Regions from separate parts of the Mus musculus genome. Here region 2 is linked to region 1. A link is a loop called in an ENCODE intact Hi-C map of the cell type or tissue named here. Cell type or tissue: heart. All regions are shown on one strand. Links, peaks and the distances in the headings refer to the core of each region. The heading gives the core; the rest is flanking DNA.

The links. Peaks named below come from ENCODE experiments on the same cell type or tissue, not always from the same donor. Only the 100,000 strongest peaks of a DNase experiment are listed, where the experiment ranks them.
Region 2: a loop joins it to region 1, with 2.5 times the contacts of the local background. A loop is called at or near these places in 5 of 42 quality-filtered maps.

What each region holds. Positions count from the first base shown.
Region 1 is chr11:93,989,706-94,002,369 of GRCm38, reverse strand. Spag9 (sperm associated antigen 9) reads right to left here and starts at 6,279. Exons shown (of 29, transcript NM_027569.3): 1 at 5,797-6,279. The coding sequence starts at 6,099. In heart, for the core only: a CTCF peak has its summit at 5,330; DNase peaks (open chromatin) are centred at 5,019, 5,559, 6,339 and 7,079; H3K4me3 peaks cover 3,248 bases; H3K27ac peaks cover 2,884 bases.
Region 2 is chr11:94,039,830-94,052,493 of GRCm38, reverse strand. It overlaps Spag9 (sperm associated antigen 9), which reads right to left. Exons shown (of 29, transcript NM_027569.3): 4 at 8,828-8,922; 5 at 3,936-4,086. Among named protein-coding and RNA genes, the nearest start is that of Gm38951, 28 kb to the left of the region's middle. In heart, for the core only: no CTCF peak of the experiment used is centred there; a DNase peak (open chromatin) is centred at 8,293; H3K4me3 peaks cover 1,498 bases; H3K27ac peaks cover 1,128 bases.

The DNA of each region.
Region 1 (12,664 bases), core at 2,262-10,261:
AACACGGAAACCACACACACACACATGTGAACACACCCTAATGAACACAGAAACCACACACACATGTGAACACACCCTAATGAACACGGAAACCACACACACACACATGTGAACACACCCTAATGAACACAGAAACCACACACACATGTGAACACACCCTAATGAACACGGAAACCACACACACATGTGAACACACCCTAATGAACACGGAAACCACACACACACATGTGAACACACCCTAATGAACACGGAAACCACACACACATGTGAACACACCCTAATGAACACGGAAACCACACACACATGTGAATACACCCTGAATTAACATGGAAACCACACACACATGTGAACACACCCTAATGAACACGGAAACCACACACACATGTGAATACACCCTGAATTAACATGGAAACCACACACACATGTGAACACACCCTAATGAACACGGAAACCACACACACACACATGTGAACACACCCTAATGAACACAGAAACCACACATACATGTGAACACACCCTAATGAACACGGAAACCACACACACATGTGAATACACCCTGAATTAACATGGAAACCACACACACATGTGAACACACCCTAATGAACACGGAAACCACACACACATGTGAATACACCCTAATGAATACGGAAACCACACACACATGTGAATACACCCTGAATTAACATGGAAACCACACACACATGTGAACACACCCTAATGAACACAGAAACCACACACACATGTGAACACACCCTAATGAATACGGAAACCACACACACACACATGTGAACACACCCTAATGAATACGGAAACCACACACACACACATGTGAACACACCCTAATGAACACAGAAACCACACACACATGTGAACACACCCTAATGAACACGGAAACCACACACACATGTGAATACACCCTGAATTAACATGGAAACCACACACACATGTGAACACACCCTAATGAACACGGAAACCACACACACATGTGAATATACCTCGAATTAACATGGAAACCACACACACATGTGAACACACCCTAATGAACATGGAAACCACACACACATGTGAACACACCCTAATGAACACGGAAACCACACACACATGTGAATACACCCCCGAATTAACATGGAAATGATACACATATATGTAACAAATACCACATTTTAAAAAATTAAAAGCATGTTTTAGAGTTTTTGTTTTGTTTTAAGACTAGGTCTTACTGTGCTGCGCTGGCTGTCCTCCAGAGTGCTGGGATTAAAGGTAAGTACTACCATGCCTTGCTCCGACTTTTTATTTTTATTTTTTTAAGATTTATTTATTTATTATATGTAAGTACATTGTATCTTCAGACACTCCAGAAGAGGGCATCAGATCTCATTACGGATGGTTGTGAGCCACCATGTGGTTGCTAGGATTTGAACTCAGGACCTTCAGAAGAGTAGTCAGTGCTCTTAACCACTGAGCCATCTCTCTAGCCCCCAATTTTTTTTTATGACTAATTAACAGTAGTGGTACAGACCTGTAAACCCAGCACTTGAGAGGCAGAAAAATCGTGAAATCCTCCTCAAAACAAATAAACAAAAGACTATGAAAAGACCAGACTTGGGTTAGTGAGACAATATAGCTGCTGAAGGCACTTGTCTCCAAGCCTGATGCCCTGAGGTTATCTGGGGTGTGTTAGATGTATTTATTAAAATTTTTTGAGATTTTATGTTTTTTGTGTCATTGGTATTTTGTGTGTGTGTGTGTGTGTGTGTGTGTGTGTACACTAAACCACTGAGCTATCTCTCCAGACCCAGTTTTTAAGGTTTTAATCATGACCTGTCTATGTACTGTCTGAATGTAGGTCTGTACACGTAAGTGCAGTGCTCTAGAAGATAGATCCTGGAGCTGGAATTACAAACAATTGTCAGCTGCCTATATAGGTACTAGGAACTGAACTCAGTCCTCTGGAAGAGCAGTATGTGCTCTTGACCACTGAGCCATCTCTCCAGCTCCTAAGAATTATTTCTCTATTTTAGTGTGTGTGTGTGTGTTTGCTTGTGAGTATACACACAAGTGCAGGTGTACACAGAGCCCTTAGGCCTCAGAGCCCTCTGGAGCTGGAGGTACAGCCAAATGTGAGCTGTTTGATGATGTGGGTTTTGGGAACAGAACTTGGCTCCCTTGCAAGACCAGGACCAGCCCTTTAACTGCTACTGAACCATCTCATCAGCCCCTGCTGACCTAAGTTTAATCCCCAAGAATAATTTGGTAGAATAAAAGAACTGACCTAAGTTCTCCTCTCACCTCTGCCCATGAGCCATGGCAAACTCATCCTTAAGCATGCTTAAATAAATAAATAAATAAATTTTGTTAAAGGGATGAGCCAGCCATGGTAGCAAATTACTATAATCACCTATACTCAGATCCTAGAAAGCTGAGACACAATTGTCAGGAATCTGCAGCCAGAAATTCTAAGTTCTAGACCAGCCTTGGAAAGAGAGTAACCCAGTCTCTCCCCACACCCTTCAAAAAAGCAAATAAATGGATTCAGGAGGGCCACCCAATATTTCATTACACAATGGACAAGAAAGGTATTTAAACTGAGCATATAATTGACAGGAACTGGCTGAGAATGGCAGTATAAGCCTGTAACCTCAAGACTTGGAAGGCTGAAGCAAACAAATTTCAAGTTCAAGGCTGATGTGGGTACAGAGCAGGTTTATATAGAAAGAAAGCACAGGCTAAGACTAAAGAAAGAAGGATGAGGGTGAGGAGGAGGGAAGGAAGGAAGAAAAAGGGAGGGAAAAAGGGAGGAAGAAAAGAGCTCACCAGGTTAAACTCTGGGGAAGACATTGTGTGGCAAGGGTGTAACAAGAGCAAAAGTATCTGCCAGGCCTGGGTTAAAGGAAAGCTGCATGGCAGGGAACCAAGGGCAAGAGTGTCCAGTGAAAGCATTTATTACCATTTGACACTGGCCCAAAACTATGTAAAACTCTGCCTTTCTCTATGTATTTTATTTGCTGATGTTTGGTGCTGGAGGTAACTTTTTACAGTGCTGTGGACTGAGCCCAGACAGAATGCTAGGCAGGCACTCTACCACTAAGCTATACTCCAGTTCCCAAAACAGCATGTGAGTACACTGTGGTTCTCTTCAGACACACCAGAAGAGGGCATCCAATTCCATTACAGATGGTTATAAACCACTATGTGTTTGTTGGGAATTAAACTCAGGACCTCAGGAAGAGAAGTCAGGGCTCTTAACTGCTGAGCCACCTTTCCACTCCACCCGACCTCCAAAAAGCAGTTCTAAAAGGAGTCACTAAAACAACAAACCAACTACACACATACACAATTCAAATAAAAGCAAAAAAAAGTGGAGTACATTCAAATTAAGTACAACCATTATAATAGAAATTACATTCCTGCCCCCTCTCTGGCAATTTCTGCAAGCAAGAGATTACAGCACCTCATAGGTTCCTTAACACCTTCACCATTCCCAGGCCTTCTTAAGTTCCCACAAAGATACCCAAAATTTACTTTATGCTCTAGAGATGAACAATTACCATGCTTTCAAATTACTTTGTAAATACCCTCCCTGGAGCACTTCTGCTATAAGCACATGCTCTTAATCTCTGGGTTAAAGGCACTGAGCATTCAGGGAGAGAATTAAACAGGATCCACTCTGTACACTGGCCTGGAAGACTGAACTCCTAGGTATAGGCAAAACCGCTTAGCATCTTCCATGAGTAGTGCTGCTGCTGCTGCTGCTGCTGCTGCTGTTGCTGCTGCTGCTGGGGTTTTATGTTTGTGGTTAGGGCAGGGTTCGTCTAGCATCTCATCAGTGCTGTTAATTCTCAGGTCAGGAGTCTACCCAAACATTTCATTATGGAGATGTGACAGATTTAACTAAGAAGTATAAATGTTAAAGAAACCTAGTGAACAGACTGTTTTTAAAGTCATTTACTTAAATAAATATAAGCCGGACAGAGGTGGTGCATGCCTTTGATCCCAGCATTAGGTAGGCAGTGACAGGGGGATCTCTGTGAGTCCCAGGCCAGCCTGGTCTACAGAGCAAGCTCCAGGATAGCCAGCCAGGGCCACACACTGAAACCCTGTCTTGAAAAACCAAAATAAATGAACAAATAAAGAAAAATAAAGAAAACAAAGCCTAGCAGTTTTATTTTCTGATTCTGTAACCTGTAACAGCTGGTTTTCTTGGACTGTGTAACCTCGGCACTTCATCCTGTCCGCAGGCTAAGGCTGGAGGGAACATTTCCTTTTTTTTTTTAACCAGAGGTAATAGGTTACATTGAACTTGCTCCTAATCTGTGTATATTTGGCCCCACTCTCTTCCAACTGCATCCACATCATGACAAAAGTCTGTATCAGTGGCAAGTGGCACCCAAGTGGCACGCCACCTTAAAGGCCTTGATCTGTTTTATAAACCAAGAAACTAACGGGGCTGTGGCCTTGTCTTCTTTTCAACCCTCCCTCCGTGTTTATTTGTAAACATACTCTTGAAATAAAGTCAATTTTGTTTGGCAAATTCAATGCCTTTCTTTAAGATAGGTGGACTGCAAAATCTCAATTACAAAGCGCCACTATAATCATGACTTTAAAAAAAAAAAAAAAGAATCATTTACCTGAATGCAGAGGCACAAATAACAAAATAAACTGCCTATTTAATGCTAGGAACTGAGCTGCCAAACAAATGTCACATTCTTCTACCGCGTCATGTAGTTTTGAAAAACAACACGTGGTTCCTTCGATAATTAGTCTCCTTCAATCACCATGTATTTAGCTAGGTACAGTAGATGTCTGGCACAAAAACAAGGAGAGCATTTTGACTGCCGAAGAAAGGTTCTTCAGAAACAATGCCAGGGCGCTCAGCCTGCAGGCTAAAATCCTGAACTCGCTCAAAAAGCTAGAGGATCATTTACAGCCCAGGATCCAAAAAGGCTCACACACTCAGGTGACGAGTACAAAGGTCACCGCTCAGGTGTTCGAGCAAAGAGCCAGCCAAGTGCACTTAGAAACTGCAGGATGCAAAGCAAACGCAGACAGGACAAGTGTTGTAACACTCACCCACACCTTCTCAACCCCGCCCCCCAGTCTTTATAAATAGAGGAGGCTGTCAGGGAACTGTCCAAGGTTACCACCTGACACGAAGGAGGAACATTCCTCTGTGAGGAACATTAATAAAGTAAATGAATGTACTGTATGTACTTACTGGACTCTGCTAGTCGACTTCTAAGTGGTTGACTAAGTGTTAAAATTAAATGGAAAAAAAAAAAAAGGGTACATAGGTAGACTTCCTTCTCAAGAGGATCTAAATGTCAAGAAGAAACTGACCGAAAGAGGGAGATCTCTAACTTCCCAAAGCAGCAGCAGCCCCCCCTGGAAAGGTACCGAAGCCAGCGGAACTGACACGGGCAGGACAGCACTGCCCCTCCCCATGCTAAAAGTTTGAACCCGCACCCGACTATCCTACGGTGGTCGGAAACTTCCCTAAACAAGAAGCAACCAGACACCCTCAAGTCTCCGCCCTCGGGCAGTCCCAGGTGCCCTCAGATGCCAGAGTGTCGCTTCCTCCCCCGGCCTTCCTCCCACTTCACCCCTCTCCTGGACACTCGCTGGCCTGCCTAGGCTTCCAGCACCGGCCAGTGTCCCGGGGTCCCGAGACGCTGCGGAGCACTGTCCCGGGCCCTGGATTCGGGCCTGCCCTTCAGGAGTCCACCCTGGCGCGTTGGTGCGCCTGGCGCGCCCAGCGTCCCCAGCCCGGCTGCGACCCCCGCCCCCGCCGGCCCTCACCTCCTCGGCGTGCTTGCGCAGCGCCTTCTCCCGCTCGTACTGGGTGATGAGCTGCTCGTTGTCGTCCCGCAGCAGCTCCAGCTCCACCTGGTGCTCCTGGTCCTGCGCGAACACCGAGTCCAGGTTCTCCAGCACGGCCACCACCAGTGGCATCAGCTCCTTGACCACCTCCTCATCGTAGCGCCCGATGAGCCGCTCGAACTCGCGGTAGATGGAGCCGGCCAGGCCGGACACCCGCTCTGACATCACGGCCCCGGAGCCTCCGGGCTCCTCCTGGTATACCACACCGTCCTCCAGCTCCATGGTGGCGGGCGGGCGGGCGGCCCCGGGCGTCGCCGGCTGAGGGGTGGCACGGGCCCGCACGGGACGGGCCCGGCGGAGGCTGGGGCTGGGGCTGGGCCCCGCGGGGTGGGGGCCGGAGCCCTGGCCAAGGAGGGGAGGGGTGGGGTGAGCGCACTCGCCCCAACCGCCGCTGCACCAACTGCCGGGGCGGCCCGGCCGCGCGCGCTACGCGTCACCCGTGGGGCGGGGCCAGCGCCGCGTCGCCCCGGTGGGCGGGGCCCCGCGGGAGGCCAGGCGCGGACGAGGGGCGGGGCCTGGCGGCGGCGTGCGCCGGCTGTGACGCCAACACCCGGCGCCGCGCGCGCGCGGACCGAGAGGTGAGAGGTGGAGGAAGTGACAGCCGGAGGCTGCGTTGGCTGGGCGTTCCCAGAGGAAAGGGAGGGGCTCTGAAGACTGACAACTTTCCCCAGGAGGCTGCAAGCGTTTTCTTCGCCTTTTTACGGCTCATCCCGCGCCTTCTTGGTGCGCCAGACGTGTGGACCCTGCTTAACAGACAAAGAAACTAGGGCCAGGGAAGTTGCGGGTTAGTCAAGGTCATACCGCTAGAACAGGAAAGAGGCAGAGGCGAGACTCTCTCTACTTCCTACTGAGAATTCTGGACTCAAAGGAAAACAGTGGATGAGGGAAAAAGCTGTAACTAGAATGACTGCCTAGAGGATCAGGTTGCCTCGAGTACGATAGTACACTTTGATGTTAAGGAAGAGTAAGGATAGCCTTAACCAGAAGAGCGAAGCGTCTGGAGAAGGGAAAATGAGTACCACTTTTTGCATTTTGCCAAACACTGGGTCCCTCTGCTCCCTGCCTATGAGAAAGACAGTTCTAGGCTGCAGCCACTACCACCGGTCCCTCTCTGATCTTGAGAGGGAGGTGGGGCTGGGAAGTGAGAGAAGAAGCAGAGGAGGCTATGGGGTGGAGTCAGTGGTGGAATAAGTCCCATGATACATGAAGTCACCTATCTTGGGAGTGCGTCACTCGTGGGGAATGCCACAACACCCTAGCCTTGGGCAGGCTGAGTCAGAGATTACTTCCGTGTATTCTCATCTTCCAGTCTCAAGTTTGGCGGAAGACACTCGCAAAAGCCTCTTCCCTTTGCCATAGCTGACTCAGATACACCGACTCCGACTCATCTAAATATATGGGAAGAACAGAGAGGATTTAAATAGACAAGTTATTAGGGAGAAGACTGGCTACCTCCCGGAGTCCTAAATACCCTGTTTGGTGTTTAGAAGTTTCAGATCATCCCCAAAGTCTCCCACACTTCCATCTCCCTGGAAACCACCAAAAGCTCTGTGGAGGTTGACCCAGTGCAAAAGGACAAAGATGAAAACTGTCAAAACAATTTCCCGAACCCCTGCGCCACTACCCTTAGTTTGTGCTCTCCCTGTCTCCCTTCCTCACCCTTACTTTGTGTATATGTCTGGATTCTAGGAATGCTGCCCAGCTAGTTGAGTATGAGCTCAAAATGCCCTATCGATTTTTAAAAAGAACTTTATTGTTTTGTTTTGTGAACTAATGTTTTGCCTGTGTGCATGTCTGGGCACCAGTCCTGTGCAGAGCCTGCCGACGGTGTCCTGTCAGCTAGAACTGGAGTTTTAGCTGGTTGTGAGCCTCTATGTATGTGGTGGGAATCAAACCCTGGTCTTCTGCAAGAGCAGCCAGTCCTCTTAACTGCTGAGCCTATTTCTTCAGGCACCTATCACTTCTTAATCTCACCTTGAAAACGGAGGAAATCTTGCTATGAATATTCTCTCTCCCTTCCCTACCCCTTCATGAGTGACGCCACTCAGTCTTCCTAAGTAACTCTGTTTTCCTGGGAGTCAGAGATGGAAGACTTAGAGCAAGAGTTGTTTTTTGTATTTCTACAACATTATTGTATACTTAAGAATGCTTAAAGAAAAATGTTTTTTATGTTTGCTCCTTTGTGTTTGTTTTTGTTTTGTTTTTCAAGACAGGGTTTTTCTGTGTAGCCCTGGCTGTCCTGGAACTCACTCTGTAGACCAGGCTGACTTTAAACATATAGCCATCTGCCTGTCTCTGTCTCCTGAGTGCTGGTACTAAAGGCATGTGCCACTACTTTTTTCTAATTATTGCATTTTGTTTGTGGAGGCCAGAGTCAGTTCTTTTCCTTCCACCATGTAAATCCCAGGCATTCAATTCAAGTCACCAGTCTAGGAAAACTGTAAGCTCCAGGCCAACCTGGACCACAGGAAAAACCTTGCTTCAATGCATAAAATGTAGGGGTCAGTGAAATGGCTCAGCAGGTGAGGGTGCCTGCTACCACCTTCTGGCGACCCGAGTTCAATCCCATGCCTTACAGGGGAGGAAGAGAGGACCACCTCCCACAAGTTGTCCTCTAACCTTCACTCACCTGATGCAGCACATACATAAATAGAATGTAATTTTAGGTTTTTCTATTACTAGAAGAGTAGAGTGGAGAGATTCCTTAGTGTTTAAGACAGGTACTGGTCTCTGTCAAAAAAAAAAAAAAAACCAAAAAAAAAAAAAAAAACTAACAAGTACTGCTCCTGCTGTGAAGTCAGGTTCAGGCAGCTCACAACCACCTGTAACTCCAACTCCAGGGAATCCAGAAACCACTTCTGGCCACTAAGAAGCACTGCACTTCATACATACATGCACACACACACACACACACACACACACACACACTCCACAAATACAGGCATAATGGGAAAAATAAACAGAGCTTGAGGAAAGGCCCATACCACCAAGCCTTAAACCTTGAGTTTGGGCACCAGACACATATGATAGGAGAAAAACAACCCTTGACATTCCTTCTGACACCTCCACATGTGTTCCTGCCTCAAATAAATACAACTTAAAATACTTTTTAGGTTTTCTTTCTTCCTTCCTTCCTTCCTTTCTTTTTTACTTTCTTTTCTTTCCTTTTCTTTTCTTTCTTTTTTTCTTTTTTTCTTTTTTTTTTTTTTTTTGAGACAGAGTTTCTGTGTATAGTGCTGGCTGTTCTTGAGCTCTCTCTTTAATGCAGGCTGACCTTGAAGTCACTCCAGTATTGGGATGAAAGGTGTGCACCACGACCGTGTGGCTACAATGAAATGTTCTCATTAAAATCACGGATGAGAGAGATGGCCTAGCAGTCAAGAGTGCTCATTGCTCTTGCAGAGGACCACAGTTAGGTTCCCAGCGCTTGTCTGTCTCCAGCAGCACACAACCTCCTGCAACTCCACCTCCAAAACACCTGACTCTTGGCCCTGTGGGCACCTACATACATGTGGCACACCCTCTGTGGGTACCTACATACATGTGGCTCACCCTCTGTGGGCACCTACATACATGTGGCTCACCCTCTGTGGGCACCCCTCTGTGGGCACCTACATACATGTGACTCACCCTCTGTGGGCGCCTATATACATGTGGCACACCCTCTCAGCACATCCACACACAAATCTTAAAAAGAAAACTAAGGAACAGGGGCTGGAGAGATGGCTCAGCAGATAAGAGCACTGGTTTCTCTCCCAGAGGACCCAGGTTCAGTTCCCAGCATGGTGGCTCACAGCCATCCCTAGAATCAGTTCCAGGAGATCTAGTGTTTTCTTCTGATCTCTTCAGACATCAGATGCACTCATAAAACATGTACATGCATGCAGCAAAACACTCATACATATCAATCTTAAAAAAAAAAAAAAGCAAACTGGGGGCTGAAGAGATGGTATGTGCTCTATCTGCATGCACACCAGGAGAGGGGATCAGATCCCATTACAGATGGTTGTGAGCTAACGTGTTTGCTGAGAGTGTATGTGTACTACATGTAATAAAGTGTGTAGTGGAATCGTATTCAGTAATAAAGTACATACTGCAACATGGATGAATGTCAAAAACATACACTAAATGAAATATATGATCTCATTCATATGAAATGTCTGTAATTGTTGAATCTAGAGACACAGTAAATTAGTGGTTACCTGAATTGTGTGATAATGATAAATGGGAGTGACCAATAATGAGTGTGGAATTTCCTTTGAGGTAATAGAAATGTTCTAAAGTTGAAGTGATGCACAACTCTGTCAATATATCAAAAGGCATTCTATTCTACACTTAAGTTGTATGGTATCTGAGCTAAATCTCAATGGAGCTAATAAAGGCAAGTGTGGTGGCTCACATCTGTAATACCAGCACTGGGGGCGCTGAGACACAGGATCGTGAATTGGAAGCCAACCTGTGTTATTCAGTAGTTAGTACCAAATATGCTTGGGATACAGAATAAAACTGTGTGTCAAAACATACAAACACACAGAGATAGAGGAAAGACAGACAGACAGACAGACAGACAGACAGAGGGGGAGGGATAGAACATGGAAAGATAGTTTAATGGTGCTTATTTATTGTACACTAGGCTAGATTCAATTGCCAGCACTTCGATAAATAAGTGAAACAATACTGTGAATTTCGGGACAAGTAGATCCAATGGAACAGCGTAACCTGGTGCAAGAGAGTTGAAAGGAAATGGCTTTGAAGTGGAGAACCTTGTAGTAGCCTGTGTCCTGTCATGGCAAACAACTTTGGTGGTGGGGGTGGGGGGGAGGACCAACTAATAATTACTAAGTACCTGTTGGGTACAAGTCACCACATAAAGACTAGTGAACCTCAGTTTATTTGTGGAATTTGGGGATTTGTTAAAGACCAGGGTTTTCCTTTCATTCTAAAGTTCTGCTGCTGAGGGCCAGCAAGATGGTTGAGTGAGTAAAGCCACTTCTGCCAAGCGTGGTGCTGTGCATCAACTCCTAGTGCACACAAGGAAGCAGCGAGGTTGCTCCACAAGTTGTCTTCTGACCGCTACACACATACTATGGCGCTTCCGTGTGAAATTATAAATTAATGTAATATATAAATGTAATATATAATAAATATATTACAATAATGCAATTATAGATTAAATGTATTTATAAATTAATATTTATAAATGTAATTATAAATTAAAATTGTGGAGCCAATGCCTGCCTTTAATCCCAGCACTTGTGAGGCAGAGGCAAGTGGATCTCTGCGAGTTTGAGATGAACCTGGTCTACAAAGCAATTTCCCAGATCACCCAGAGCTGTTATATAGAGAAACCCTATCTTGAAAAGCCAATAAATAGGGCTAGAGAGATGGCTCAGAGGTTAAGATCACTAACTGCTCTTCCAGAGGTCCTGAGTTCAATTCCCAGCAGCCACTTGGTGGCTCACAACCATCTGTCATGGGATCAGTTGCCCTCTTCTGGTGTGTCTGAAGGCAGCTACAATGTACTTACATAAGTAAAATAAATAAATCTTTTTTAAAAAGAAAAACCAATAAATAATTATGGTTCTGGTCAGATACAGTTACACAGGAGTGTATACCCAACCCTTGGGAATTTTGAAGCAGGAGGATCAGAAGTTCAAGGTTAACTTCAGCCACACAGTGACTTCCAGGCCAGCTTGGGCTACATAAGACTACATCAAAAATGAGTGAATAAATGAAGGAAGGAATAAATAAGTGAATAAATAAATAGAGATGTATGCAGTGAGGATTCTAAAATTTTGGTTTCCTAAAAAGACACAAATATTATATAAGACTATGTTTTCTTTTTTTCTTTTCTTTTGTTTTAAAATAGCATTGGTTCACTTTTCCATGGCGAAGCACCAGTAGCCCTGAGAACAGCTTGGACTTTGAGACTCATTTCTCCACCTATTCCTGATCGTATGATTTGGCGCTCTCTAGCTCTATGTAGTAAGGTTGAACCAGGTTGTATTATTGGTGCTTTGAATGCTGTCATTCTCGCACTCTCACGCTTGCTCAAAAAAGAAAAAAATGCTGCTGAGGAAAGGTTCTCGAATGCCTGCGGAGCAAGTCTGATGGAGTCATTATGCCGAAGAGCACCTATGCATTCAAATCATTCACAAGGCGCTTCTTGAGATTTTTCTCCAGGGACAGGAAAGGTGGTATCTCAAAAGCGGCCTGCGGTAGAGCAGTTGTTCCATCCACGCACTGTTCCAAATATTGTTTGATCAGAATGCATGTAGTAGTCATTTGAGCATATGATGCTACCATCCCAATCTGGCCCATGACTTCCTTTCCAGGGGACTGGAATTTAGTGGATAAGAATCCAAACAGCAAGAACAGGGCTGGGAGTTGAGACAATCAATGGGAGCACTTGGTGGGTAGGTGTGTTGCAGTGTCAGTGTGGCCAGATTTTCCCAAGGTGACCATGAAGGTCTTAATTTTCGGCATTTGATTTGCTCCGGCCCACTTCAGATCTTCTCAGACAATCCAGCAAGTCCAATCAGGACCAACGATGGAAGACATTTCAAGAGATGTGAGAACTCGTCCCTTAACACCTTCTTTGCAGAATGCTGATGTCTCATAAGCAGCCCCATCTTTACTCTGCACAGGTGATGTGAGATGTGACACTCAGAGACTTCAGCCGCTGCCCGAGACTCCCACACCTCTGGGAATAGTTAGCACACAAATAGCAAGCTGCCAGTGGATGTAGCCTAGACAGCATATTGATATCAATTTCCCTCTTCTTGCT
Region 2 (12,664 bases), core at 2,111-10,110, 50 kb before region 1:
CACCACAATATTGGGTGCTTTTTTTTTTTTTTTTAAAGGCAAACCCTCTACAATCAGCCTGGCCTTGAACTCACAGAGACCCACATGCCTCTGCCTCCTGAGTGCTAGGATCAAAGGCAAGCACCACCATACCCCAGTTTTATTTTGCATTCTTAATAGCGCATAATAATACTTGAAATTCTATTGCTTATCTACTTGTATTAGGCAATATGTAAAGAAAAGGCTTGAACAGTTGTTAGGTACACCACTCTCAGAAACCCTTGCAATTCTTGTAACATCACTAACAGATCGCACACCAGGAAATTTTCAACAAATCAAAAAAGACGATTCATAACTTTACCATCATCAGCAAATCTCCTTTGTAGCATTCTTGCATCAAAGCTTTCTATTTCCTCCTGTTACACTGTTTAAAACTCATCATGCAATTTTTCTCATGGAATATTCTCATATTAATCTTACTTCAAAAAAAGTTGTGCTAGGAAAATTAAAGTCACCTATAATCGTGACCTTTGATATTTCTTTTCATAATGAAGTCAAACCATGTCCTAAACATAGCTAGGTCTTTATCAAAGTTCTCAGGAAAAATGAGAGTTGTAGCAACCATGTAAAAGTTGGGAACAGTGAGTGGTGTGTACCAGTAACATCCAGTGTATAAACACGTGCACACATGCACACAGCACACAAGCACACAGACACACACTCCAGCCTATTTCAATTCCTGTCCCAGATGAAAACCCAAGATGAGAGGCTATGTGACATGCCCAGGACATGGTCCTTGTGGGAAATCAAGCCCTGACTCCCAACTCTTGACCAAGTTAGAGAGGCACCTGGTTGATTGCAAGGACTTAGGTGTTCCTTAAAACTGTACCTGCTGAGACTTTCCACACATCAAGAAACAGACTGGATTTTGCTTTATAAACTCTTTGGGGAGTAATGTTATCTTTGAATTTCCAGAGTAGACAAAACCCATCATTATTAATCATTTCTTAATTAGTTTATAACTTGCCAGTAAAGTTTTGTCATAGCTTATTACTGGATTAAATAAAAGAACTATGATAATCTTTCCTTACTGTTCAGTCTGGATAGTAATTAAAGCATGGCTGCCATATGGTATACATTTTTGATACGTTATAAGTATCCTTCCTACCTAAGTTTGTTTTAGAAAAGAGAACACAGGAAGTGAGCCACTAAGAGGTATTTTGGAAGATCTATTAAAGCTACAAGTACATTTAAAAAAAGTCAGTGTGGACACAGAATAAAGAACAAACACGTCACAGTGCCATCCCCACTGACATATTTGAGCACAAGTAGCTTCTGAGAAACTATACAGGAAGTGGGACAGGTGGACTTAGAACAAATGTTCTAGCCGAGTATGCTGCTACATGTTCATAATCCTAGCACCTAGGAGGTTGAGGCAGGAGGATTACAAGTGTTACTCCAAACTGGGACACATAGTGTGAACTCTCTCAACAACAACAACAACAACACAAGTACTGAGTTCCTATAACAGGTATTTAGATAGTGACACATATTATAGGCAAGAAAAGATATAAGGAGTTAAGACTATAGCTCAGTTGGCAGAGTGCTAACCTAGGATTAGTAAGGGCTTTGTCAATTCCCAGAACCACATTACCAGGTGTATTCACACATGCCTACTTAACCCTAGCACTCAGGAGGTAGACTCACATGAGAAGTTCAAGGTCATCCTTTACTACATAGTAAATTGGAAGTTAGCCTGGGATATCTGAGACCATGTTTCACCAAGAAAGAGGAGAAAGAATTTATTTATATAATGATACAGTAGATTTTACAATATACTAGGGCTTTTTTTTTTTTTTTTTTCTGGAGACAGGGTCTCAGTATATGGCTCTTTCTGTCCTGAAACTTACTATGTAGACCAGGCTTATCTCGGACTCAAAGAGATCTGCCTGTCTCTTCTATTACAGAATGCTGGGATTGGATTAAGAGTGTACTCCCTGTGACTGGCTGGCTTTCATTTTAATAATCAATAGTCCCTTATTAAATATTCTATTTTATACTATATAGAACATAACTTTACATTTGTGTTTGTTTCTTCAGGTAAGGTCTATGTTGCCCAGGTTGAGTTCAGGTGACAGCTCTCTTCCTCTCCCCTTGTCTCTCTTGTGTTGAGATAGGATCTTACTCTGTACCATTGGTTGTTATGATACTCAATATGGAGCCTATGCTATACTGATTGCAAACCTCCTGATTCAGCTTTCTTAATAGAAATAACAGTTGCATGAAACCATGACTAACTTTAAAACATTTTTAAGGATTATTAATGTATCTCTTCTTAGAATACCTTATAATTACATGTATCAATTATTTACTAAATTTTTCTAGATCAAAATATATTCTTTAGAGAATTAACATCAGGTCTTTTGGGCTAAACAGAATACATTTTATATATCTCTTTCATAAAGTAGTTTTAAGGAAGGAAAAATGCACTGTGTCTTTCAAGTGGAATTATAATTGAGCATGCTGAGTATACCTGCAATCCTAACACTTGGAAGGCTGAGGCAGGAGAACTACCTTGAGTTCAAGGCCAATCTGGGCTTCATAGTGAGACCTTGAGTCAAATTAATAAGAAATATAATGAAGTGAAGCCCTACAGGGAATTCAGTGCCCTCTTCTAGCCTCCTCAGGCACTGCACCCAGGTGGTACATATATAGGCAACAAGCAGGTACACACTATTTCAAACTTAAAAGGAATATGTCTCAGTAACAGAGTGCTTGCTTGTCACACTCATGGCCCAGAGCTGAGGACTGGCAAGATGGCTCAATAGGCAGAAGTCCTTTCAACACAAGCCTGACTACCTAAATTCTAGTCCTAGAACCTACAGTGGAAGAACAACTCCCAAAAGTTGTTTCCTGACTTCCACAAGTGTGCTCCACCAGCAACAGTCACACTAAAAATAAATAGTTAGAATTTCTGAATATAGGGTTCCAAAAGTAGTCACAAGACCCTAAGTTGATCCCCAGTAACCATAAAAACAAAAATAAAAAACCAAACACAAACAAAACAAAATCCCAATTAGTTCCTCACATCACTAGACCCTAAATTCTAGATTCATATCAGGTACACTAAATATAAAAGAAATCCTTGTCATTAGACTACTAAGCAAGATTATATTGGCTAGTTTTATATCAACTTGACAAAGTTAGAGTCATCAGAAAGGAGGTAGACTAAATTGAGAAAATGCTTCCATTAAGATTGGGCTGTAGGCAATCCTGTAGGGCATTTTCTTAATTAGTGATGGATGGGGGAGGGCCCAGGCCCTTGAGGGTGGTGCTACCCCTGGGCTGGTGGTCCTGGGTTCTATAAGAAAGCAGGTTGAACAAGCCATATGAAGCAAGCCTGTAAGCAGCACCCCACCATGGCCTCTGCATCAGCTCCTACCTCCAGGTTCCTGCGCTGACTTCCTTCGATTATGAACAGTGATGCATAAGGCAAATAAACCTTTCCTTCCCAGCTGGTGCTTCACCGCAGCACCGATAACTCTAACTAAAGTAAAGATGTAACACTATTTGGCTTTGTTTTCCTATGTAATTTCAAATTAACTAGCAAGAACATACCCTGGGAAAAGCCCATCTCGATTTGTTTTTAAGATACTTTCAAACTAAAAAATATATAAACTATTTTTTAAATTTAGATTTATTTACTTATTTGTGTGCGGTTGAACAAGGTGTGAACTACAGTCACTGTGGTTCTGTAGAGGTCAGAGGATAATCGGGAGTTGGTTCTCTCTTCTATCATGTAGGTCCTGAGGATGGGGACTGTCAGAGTTGGTGATAAGCACTTTCACCCAGTAAACTATCTGGGCAGCCCTAAACTATTAGATTATCCTTTGGTTTTCTGGGACTTCTATTTGAATAAGAATGCTTATAAAATGTACTGTTAAAATAAAGCTTACCTTCAGGCTGGTATGAGAACGTGGTTGACTTAATTCTTGAAATTTCCATTGCTCTGATCCTGGGGTCTCGCCTCCTTTCTGAGTGTCAGGTGTAAGCAATCCATCTCCAGCAGGTAGAGGGAAAATCCCTAATGATATAGGACGTTCTTTTCTATTTGAAGAGGGGAGAAAAAAATGAAACATTCTCATTAGTTTTTTATTTGTCGTGATTTTAAGCCTGGGCTGTGGATAGAAAAATCCCAGCTCTTTGGAAGATGAGGCAAGGGGATAACAAGGTCAGGGTCTCCCCTGGCTGTAGAAAGCTTATTCTCAATCTGCAATCAGCTCTCCTACATAATCCTATACGCACACCTAAATAAGTATATACCAAAGAGAAAAAACAGCCTCAAAGCTTTACATTGGCTCCACAAGTTAAGAAAAGTGTGGAAAAACTGTTTAGACACTGTTTTCACCTGCCAAGTTTGGAGCTGTTCATAGGTGAGGTCTCAGAACTTAGCCTAGCCTGACCCTGAACTGGAGATCCTCTGCCTTAGCCCGCTGTATGTTGAGAGTACAGGCATGCATTACCACAGCTGCCTCTGCCAAGAACTTGATGGTGGTCTGGTGTGGTAAACATGGAGAAGAGCTGCTGAGTGTTAGCCATGGAGGTTAGTGGTCATAAGGAACAGGCAAAGGCCTCCCCAGTCCCTGTTCCTAGTTTTCCACTTCCTCAAGCTACAGTGTTTTTACAGTAGGCCTTTTCTGCCTAGAGGAAAATGAATATACTCTTTGAAACAGGGATACTATTCAACAGTAAAAATCCAAAACATTTTTATTTAAGTTCTGGTTTTCTACAAATCATATTACAGTAGTTCTTTTAGGCAGAGTGCAGATGAGAAAACTTCTGTTAGGAAAAAAGAGCAGCTCTTTTCCAAGTCTTTCTTTACTGGGAGTGATGGAGTCCTAGCACGTAGGAGATAGACAGGAGGAGGAGTTCAAGGTCATCCTTGTACACAAAGCACAATAGAGCCCAGCCTGTTTACATTAGAGCCTGTCTCCAAAACATTACAAAGAAGGTGGAGGGATGACTCAGTGGATAAAGGCAATTGGCACCAAGCCTGACACCTGCGTTCAGTCTCTAGGACCCTCATGGCAGAAGGAGAGAACCAGCTCCTACAGGCTGTCTTCTGACCTCCACATTCATACTCCAATAAGTAGTAAATAAATCTAAATCTGAAACAAGTAAACACTAGTCAGCTATTTCACAAGTCAGTGACAAAGAGTTTTATTTTTCCTAATAGAGAGTATACTGCACATTACACGTTTCTATTTCCAGGCAATAGAACTTGTTTCTTCTTGAGACTTATTAGCTTTTACTTTAAACTACATCATTTCTGCTTCTTTGTTCTTAAACTGCAATCCTCTTTTTTTCTCATTAAATGATAGCCAAGTGTTTTGGTTTCCTTTAGTTAACAGAATGAAAAGTTGCTAGCCTGCTGTCTATTCCCAATTTTGAAAAACTTACTTTGGGAACAGAAATTCCCAAACTACTATCTGACTTTTATCTAACAAGCCTTCATGCCTTAAGGGAGAAGCAAGTAGGAATTTAATCAGAGTCTATCTAATATAAAGCTAGGAAGATAGCGCAGATTTCCTGAGATACAAGCCCATCACTGGCACCATCTTCCCACATAAACTCCTTTCCACACATATGGAGTGCGCAGTCTTCTTTAAACCCAAGCTTCCTTTCCTATTCCATCTATACGCCCAACTCTCTATTTTGCTTTTATCACTTTTTTGAGAAAAACAGATCTCTAGGAGGGGGTCAAATATGCTTGGAGTTTCTCTGCTCCAGATCTAGAAAATTAGCATCACCATGTGCTTCTTCCTCTGCGGACTGACCAATTAGATAGCTGATGGGGGCAAGAGATGCAGTTACATAAGTCTGACAATATTCTACTCTCAAAACAAAGTTCGTGAAAGGCAAACACTAGTCTTGAGCTTTGTTGTCATGCATGTTTGATGCTGTTTGTATTATATGCTTCAATAAAAATCACAGAAAAGTTAACCAAAAAAAAAAAAAAAAAAAAGGAGAACCTGTAGAAAAATACCAAGTGGCAGATTTCAGTCCCTACACTGAAGCACCTGCTCTCGCTGTCCAGCCACTGACTCCCTAACAGAAGCAAGGCTGACAAGTGTCTGAATCTTGTTATAGTCTCTAGCTAGTAGCTTCAGTTGTATATATTGATTTTTAGTTGGTTATTTAAATACCAGCTTATGTGTACTAATGATTTTTGAAAATATGTATTTCAGATAGCCTTTTGGCTATACCTGAAAGAACTGAGCCAGATAAACTGATGTGCTTTATCTGGTCTAACCAACCAGGAAACAGGACTGCTTTTCCAGATTTTACAATAGGGAAGATGATGTTCTAAGGCTTTATATATTAGTAACCAGCAGGACTAAGATTAAAAGTCACTTCTACTAAAAATGTGAGGTACACAAATGACTTACTTATATAATGGATCATATATTTTGCAACTGTAATGAAGTGCAAAAAATAGCTCGCTTGATTTTTTAAAATCAGTCACTGAGGTAAAATACCTTAAGAGAAGGAACCTAAGAGATTAAACAAATCACCAAAGGCTGCATATATGGGACAAGGTAACTCCAAAGTCTTAGTTACTGTATGGCAATACTTCTCCAGCATAGCCTAAGCCAGCCCTTAATATTAGTCATATTAATATTATACATATTTTTAAGCCTACAAGTTTTAGTTTCCTTATATCCTAAATATACATAGATTTGTATACAACTCTTTCAGGTACTAACATATACAAAATAGTCAGACTGTTTCTCAATTTTATACATCAGGAAAGAACCCAGCAGAGAACTGTATGTAATTCCAGCACTGAGAAGGAGACTTCCTGTGGGGTTCAAGGTTAGCTTAGGCTACATGACTTGTTTGAAAAAACAAATATAATTAGGAAAGAAAATAAATGATCAAGTACCTAGTTTTAGACTATACGAGAAAACTAATTTCTGAGTGTTAAAAATTAAACATGAGCTGGCCTATGAATAAAAAGAATCACATGAAAGAAAGGAGCTACTTCCATTCTTCTTGCCTAAATCAGAATTACCATTAAAACATATTTTATCATCACTTAGATACTAATTAGTTATAGTCTATGAATCTTAATTTCAAGTCATGTACAAAAGAGAAATCTGAGCAGATCAGATTCTTTGAGTTTATGAGTTAGAAGACAAGACAGCAAATCCCTAGGCATTGGAAAGTGGTTCACACTGGCTGCACGCAGAGAACAGCAGCTAAGCATGCAGCCTGGTGACCACCCCCACAAGCAGGAATGGGCATTTGTCACCCAGGAGTACAAAGAAAAGAAAGGGCACCGTCTGACCAAACAATAGTGAATAGGCTTTGTGAAGCTTTCACAACTTTGATGTGCAAATAACGGAGGGGAAGGCATTCTAGTCTTGTCTTAAGATTTTCGATTTTTTTTTTTTTTTTTAGTTTAAAATATATTTTATAGTAGCAGGAAAATATCAGTTTCCATAGCTGTTACTCAAACTATAAAACTGACATCAAACCTTACATTAGGCAAAGGATAACTCAAAGAAAAATAAATAAATAAATAAACCTACATTCTGTGGCCAACCATTTGCAATACAAAGCATAAAAGCCATTTGTCCCTCGATACTCGGAAGCTAAATCCAGAGCTCTATACAGACTTCGACCTGGTACTGGGCTCTTGTGCTTCCTTACTCTTCAGCATTGTGACCACGCTGACCTTATATTTGTACAACAGAGAATCCTTTTTTTTTTTTGGTCTGTGATTTCCAAACACAAAACATAGTTCCATTTAGGAACCTACAAATTAATAGACATCCTAGCTCGAGGCCGTTTTCCATTGTTTGAATCTGCAGCAGAAATGGTTACAAAGCAGACTCATGGTCCTAAGAATTATAAAAAACAAACAAACAAACAAACAAAAAAACCCCAGTGAAGCAGGAGCTTCCGAGAGAGTGGACAGAGTACCTGAGTATCCTTGGTAGGTTCTGCGTCAGCGCTGGCACCCCGGTAGAAATAGAAAAGTGCACAAGCAGCAAAACAGAGAGAGATACTAAGATCGCAGAATTAATGACCACCGCCCCGCCAACAAAGCCAAACACAAACAGCAGCATGCATCCAGGATTCATGGCGCTGTGCTGGCATGGTGAAATGTCCGAACCAGGAGGCCTACACAGGGGCCAAAAGGGTATCTTTGTAGTGAGGATCTGTCATTCAGCTGCTGCCACAAAAACAATGCCAGCAGCAGCAGCTTTCCACTCCATCCTGCAGCGGCTCCCAAGCGATGACGTCATTCCGCTCCCCCCACCTCATAACCATAGAGCTGCAGCTCCTAGCATTTATGCAGCAACCCAGAAGAGAGCCAGCCTATTAACTACGTTCCTCGCCACTAAGAGTCTTGGCTTAGCCCATTGGCTACAATACCTAGCGATCTACATAATTTATTCACACTCCTACATCAAACAGATGGCTGGCTAACCCTTTTAAACATGCCTCTGTGCAACAAAAAGGACCAATTATATGGGAGAAATGAAACATTTCAGCATACCCACAAACTGGAAAATTTCAAACCTACTCTGAATGCCCATCAAGTATCAAGAAAATAATTAAAACCCTGCACTATGTTGCTTATAATTTATAAAGCTCATAATTTAACTTTTTAAATGGTATTTCTATTTTTGCAAACTATTCTTTTCCTTTCCTGTACAGATTTTGGGGAAGCAGACTAAATATTGTTCTCAGATGGAAAAACAGGAAAAATAGAAACAAAAAGACGGATTATTGATTCCACATTTTCTTAGGCAAAAGTGTATATAACAAAGCTTACCTAATTCTACTATGAGCTGTAGCCTCTAGTTGATCACTCCCTGAGAGCTGATGAAGTTTGGTTCTTTCTAAGTGTTCCATATAATTATGGATCATCTATTTTAAGGAAGAAAAAATAGAAAATTTAAGACTATCACCTAAAATAAAACAAAGAATTATAACAATGGAAACATTTTGACACAACTTTCTTACAAGATTATTATTTCATGTAAAGAAATAAATCCTAAGGATGAAAGACTTGTGGTAGCAAAGAAATAGCAAATGCTCACAGTTAAGACACATCAGTAAATGTAGCTAATATCTATCTTCCTTTGTATTGCATAGCAATTTTGTAAAATATGTGATATTATTAAATGAAAAATATTGGTATAAATACAAATTAGTATATAGACTTTGGTAGGAGGTTCTAAGAGACTGCTGATTAACAATAATAGCATTTGAGAAACCTGTGAACTTAAGTGGAAAACAACAAAATTAATGCTAAACTTGAGAAAAATTCTGTATATTCATCTTTCCATACTAATAGTAATTACCAGAATAAAAATAAATTTCAATTGAAAGATAGTATTTCTAATTTTTTTCTGTAGATTTATAGTTGAAAGAATTTCAAACTACTTTCTCCTGTGCTAATTTACTAAAATCAATATTTAATATAATCAGCTATAATAATAACAAATTAATAGAAATAAAAATTAAAATGAGAAAATAAAAATTAGAAATGTCTTTGATTCTGAGTCCTAGATAAGGATCATATGCTGGAAAAGCTGACTATGATGGGAGCTTCATCTTTAGGGCTCTTGTGCGTGGTAAAGGAAAAGTTACAAGTTGTACTCTGACCTTGACATATAACACACACACACACAGAAAGAGAAGGGGGTTGTTAAAAATAATCTTTAAAAAACATTAGTTCAAATCTAGGTGACGTCCATGGGAACTCACACCTGGCCTCCACACACACACACCACACAAATAAAAATAAAACTTAAAAAAAAAAAATAAGCAGGGCATGGTGGCACACACCTTTAATCCCAGCACTCGGGAGGCAGTGGCAGGAGGATTCCTGAGTTCAAGGCCAGCCTGGTCTACAAAGTGAGTTCCAGGACAGCCAGGGCTACACAAAGAAAACCAAAAAAAAAAAAAAAAAAAAAAAAAAAAAAAAAAAAAGGCTAGTCAAAAGTCAAAATGAGAACTGTTAACAGTAAAGAGAAATGAATACAGAATCACAAGGATATTTACAAGTTTTATTTAAATGTCTATTTTCTCTTCCATACTAATTTAAGAATTTTGCATTAAAAAGATTTTGGTTGTGTCAGCAAATCAGGAATAATGAGCTGCTTTCTTCTTGTATCAAGAAAATAATAAACTGAGACTAATACAGCAAAACGAATGCTGGACCTAACATATGCAAATACAGATGTCAGAAAGGCCTTAGAAAGCATTAGCTGAGTTCTCACATCCATAGAGTAATCAAATAGAGGTGATTTGTTCAAATGGAAGAGTGTTAAAAAGGAAACCTCCTTCAGATTGCCTTTATAAGTAATTCATTAATAAGCAAAATGTATAGATAGAACCAATTTTACATCCAAATAGATTCTCTATTATTTTAAATGCTTATTTAAAATTCAGAAAAAAACTATATTTGAGACCTTCAAAGGACTGATTACAGAGATAATATCCTGGCATTCCAAAATAGTCTAATATGAAAACACAGACCACACTACAGTAGCCCTTACTAGGACTGAGGAACAGGAAAAACAGCAGCTATCATACTGAATGCCAACCACTTTAACAGAAATATTCTTTATTTAACCCTCACTATATCACAATTTTACAGATAATCCCCAGGTACAGGAGAAAATAACTTGCCTGAGTAAAATAGCTAACAATAAAATGTTTTCCATCATTAGCTTTAAAGCTGGGACTCAAATCTGATTGATGCAGCAGCTACTTGAGTAGTTAAATGCTGTAGGACCCAGGCAGGATGCATCTGGCCTTTTAGTTAACTCTCCAGGCAAGCAATGAACTCATTGTCCTTTCTTCCTCACACCCACAAGAAAATCCCACACCCTAAGGCATTTCCTGATATATTTAAAATAACAAGCTATATATCACAAACAGAATAAAAAATACATTGCACGTAAAAATTTTTAAATAATTCACATTATCCTTATGATTTTAAAAATGGGGGGAGTGATGGAGGGAGGGGAAAGACCAACATTCAGATAGAGAAAAGATGTGAGAGTAGACCAGGGCCTATTTTATACGAGGTTCTACCAAGTCTACTAGTTTTAGTCCTCCTCCATCTCAGATAAGCTACTAATTCCCCAGTAAGCAAATTAATTCACGTAGCTAGAAGTAAATTCTGTAAGAGCTGGACTCATCAAGGATTCAACTGTATTGTCTGAAAAACTGTTGTTTAGGACAGGCACAGACTGCCCTTGGTTGAGTTGTCTTCACAGCAAAGACCAACTCCGCACTGACAAAACCAAAAAGCAAAACAACTGGACTGGAGCACAGACTCTGTAGTCACCTTGAATCTTTCTACATACAGTTCTCAAAACTATTGTCTTAAAACCAGTGAGATTTCATGAGAAAAACATCTCAGAAAAACATCTAGAGCATTCAGCACTTGGCATTGGTGGTAAGAATGAGTAGTTTAAAGGTCCATCCTCACCTACAAAGCAAGTTTGAGTCCAGCCTGAACTATATGACATCCTGTTTCAAACAATGGCAAAGATAACTCAGTAGTTAAGAGTGCTGGAGGCTCTTCCAGAAGACCTGGTTTAATTCCCAGCACTCACAAGGCACTCTCAGTTCCAGGGGATCTGACACCATTTTCTAGCCTCCATGGACACTAGATATACAAATGGTATACAGAAATACATGCAGACAAAAATGCCCATACACACACCACATATCACAGGTACATACACACACGGCATAGAAAAAAACCCTAAAATCATAGAATCAGAAAGACCAGATTTAACAAGAAGTTACTAAACTGGCATAGGATTTTGGGTACATCACCCTAGAATATCGTTCTAAAAATTTCAAAGTGTACAATAGGGAGAAATGATAAGTTGGCCTAAGAAAACACTAAGAATGTGCTTAAACCGTCTCAATATGAAACTCGCCCAGCCCTGCACAGAGTTCACACGTGTAGTCCTGTGTAAGCAAGCCACTGGCATCTCTGTGAAGGACTATGCAGATGAACTGAGATGGAATAACTACCCTCAATGCAGGTGCACCATTCCATGGGTGTGGGTCTCACACTGCATAAATGCGAAAGCTTCCTGAGCCTATGCGTGCTTGTGCTTCCTGACCGCGTACAAATGACCAGCTGCTTCATGAGCCGGCCACCATGCCCTTCCTGCCGTGATAGACTACAACCTCAACAGCGAGCCAAAAGAAACACGTTAGTTAGTTAGTTAGTTAGCTAGCTAGCTAGTTAGTTTTATGATAAAGGGTCTTGTTGAATATCTAGACTGACTTAGAACTAACTACTCCAGGCTGGCTCCTCAATCTCTATATGCTGATAACATAGCTTATAAGAATATACCACATATAGCAAGATAGATATACCTTTAAGTAAAATCAATAATACACACAAATTTATTATTTGATTAAAGAATGGTCATTCACATTTTCAAAAAGTAGAATAATTTTCCACTGTTAGCAGTAAACAATGTGTTTTGTCAAAGTAATATTTAAATAATTCTGTGTCTGTAAAAAAATGCTACCTTCCCTCCTTCCTATGACCACCAGGCTGGTCTGCATTTTGCTCTGGGAAGCTCAGGGCAAATCCTGTCTGCCCCAGGGCTAGTGAGGTAGTCTAGAC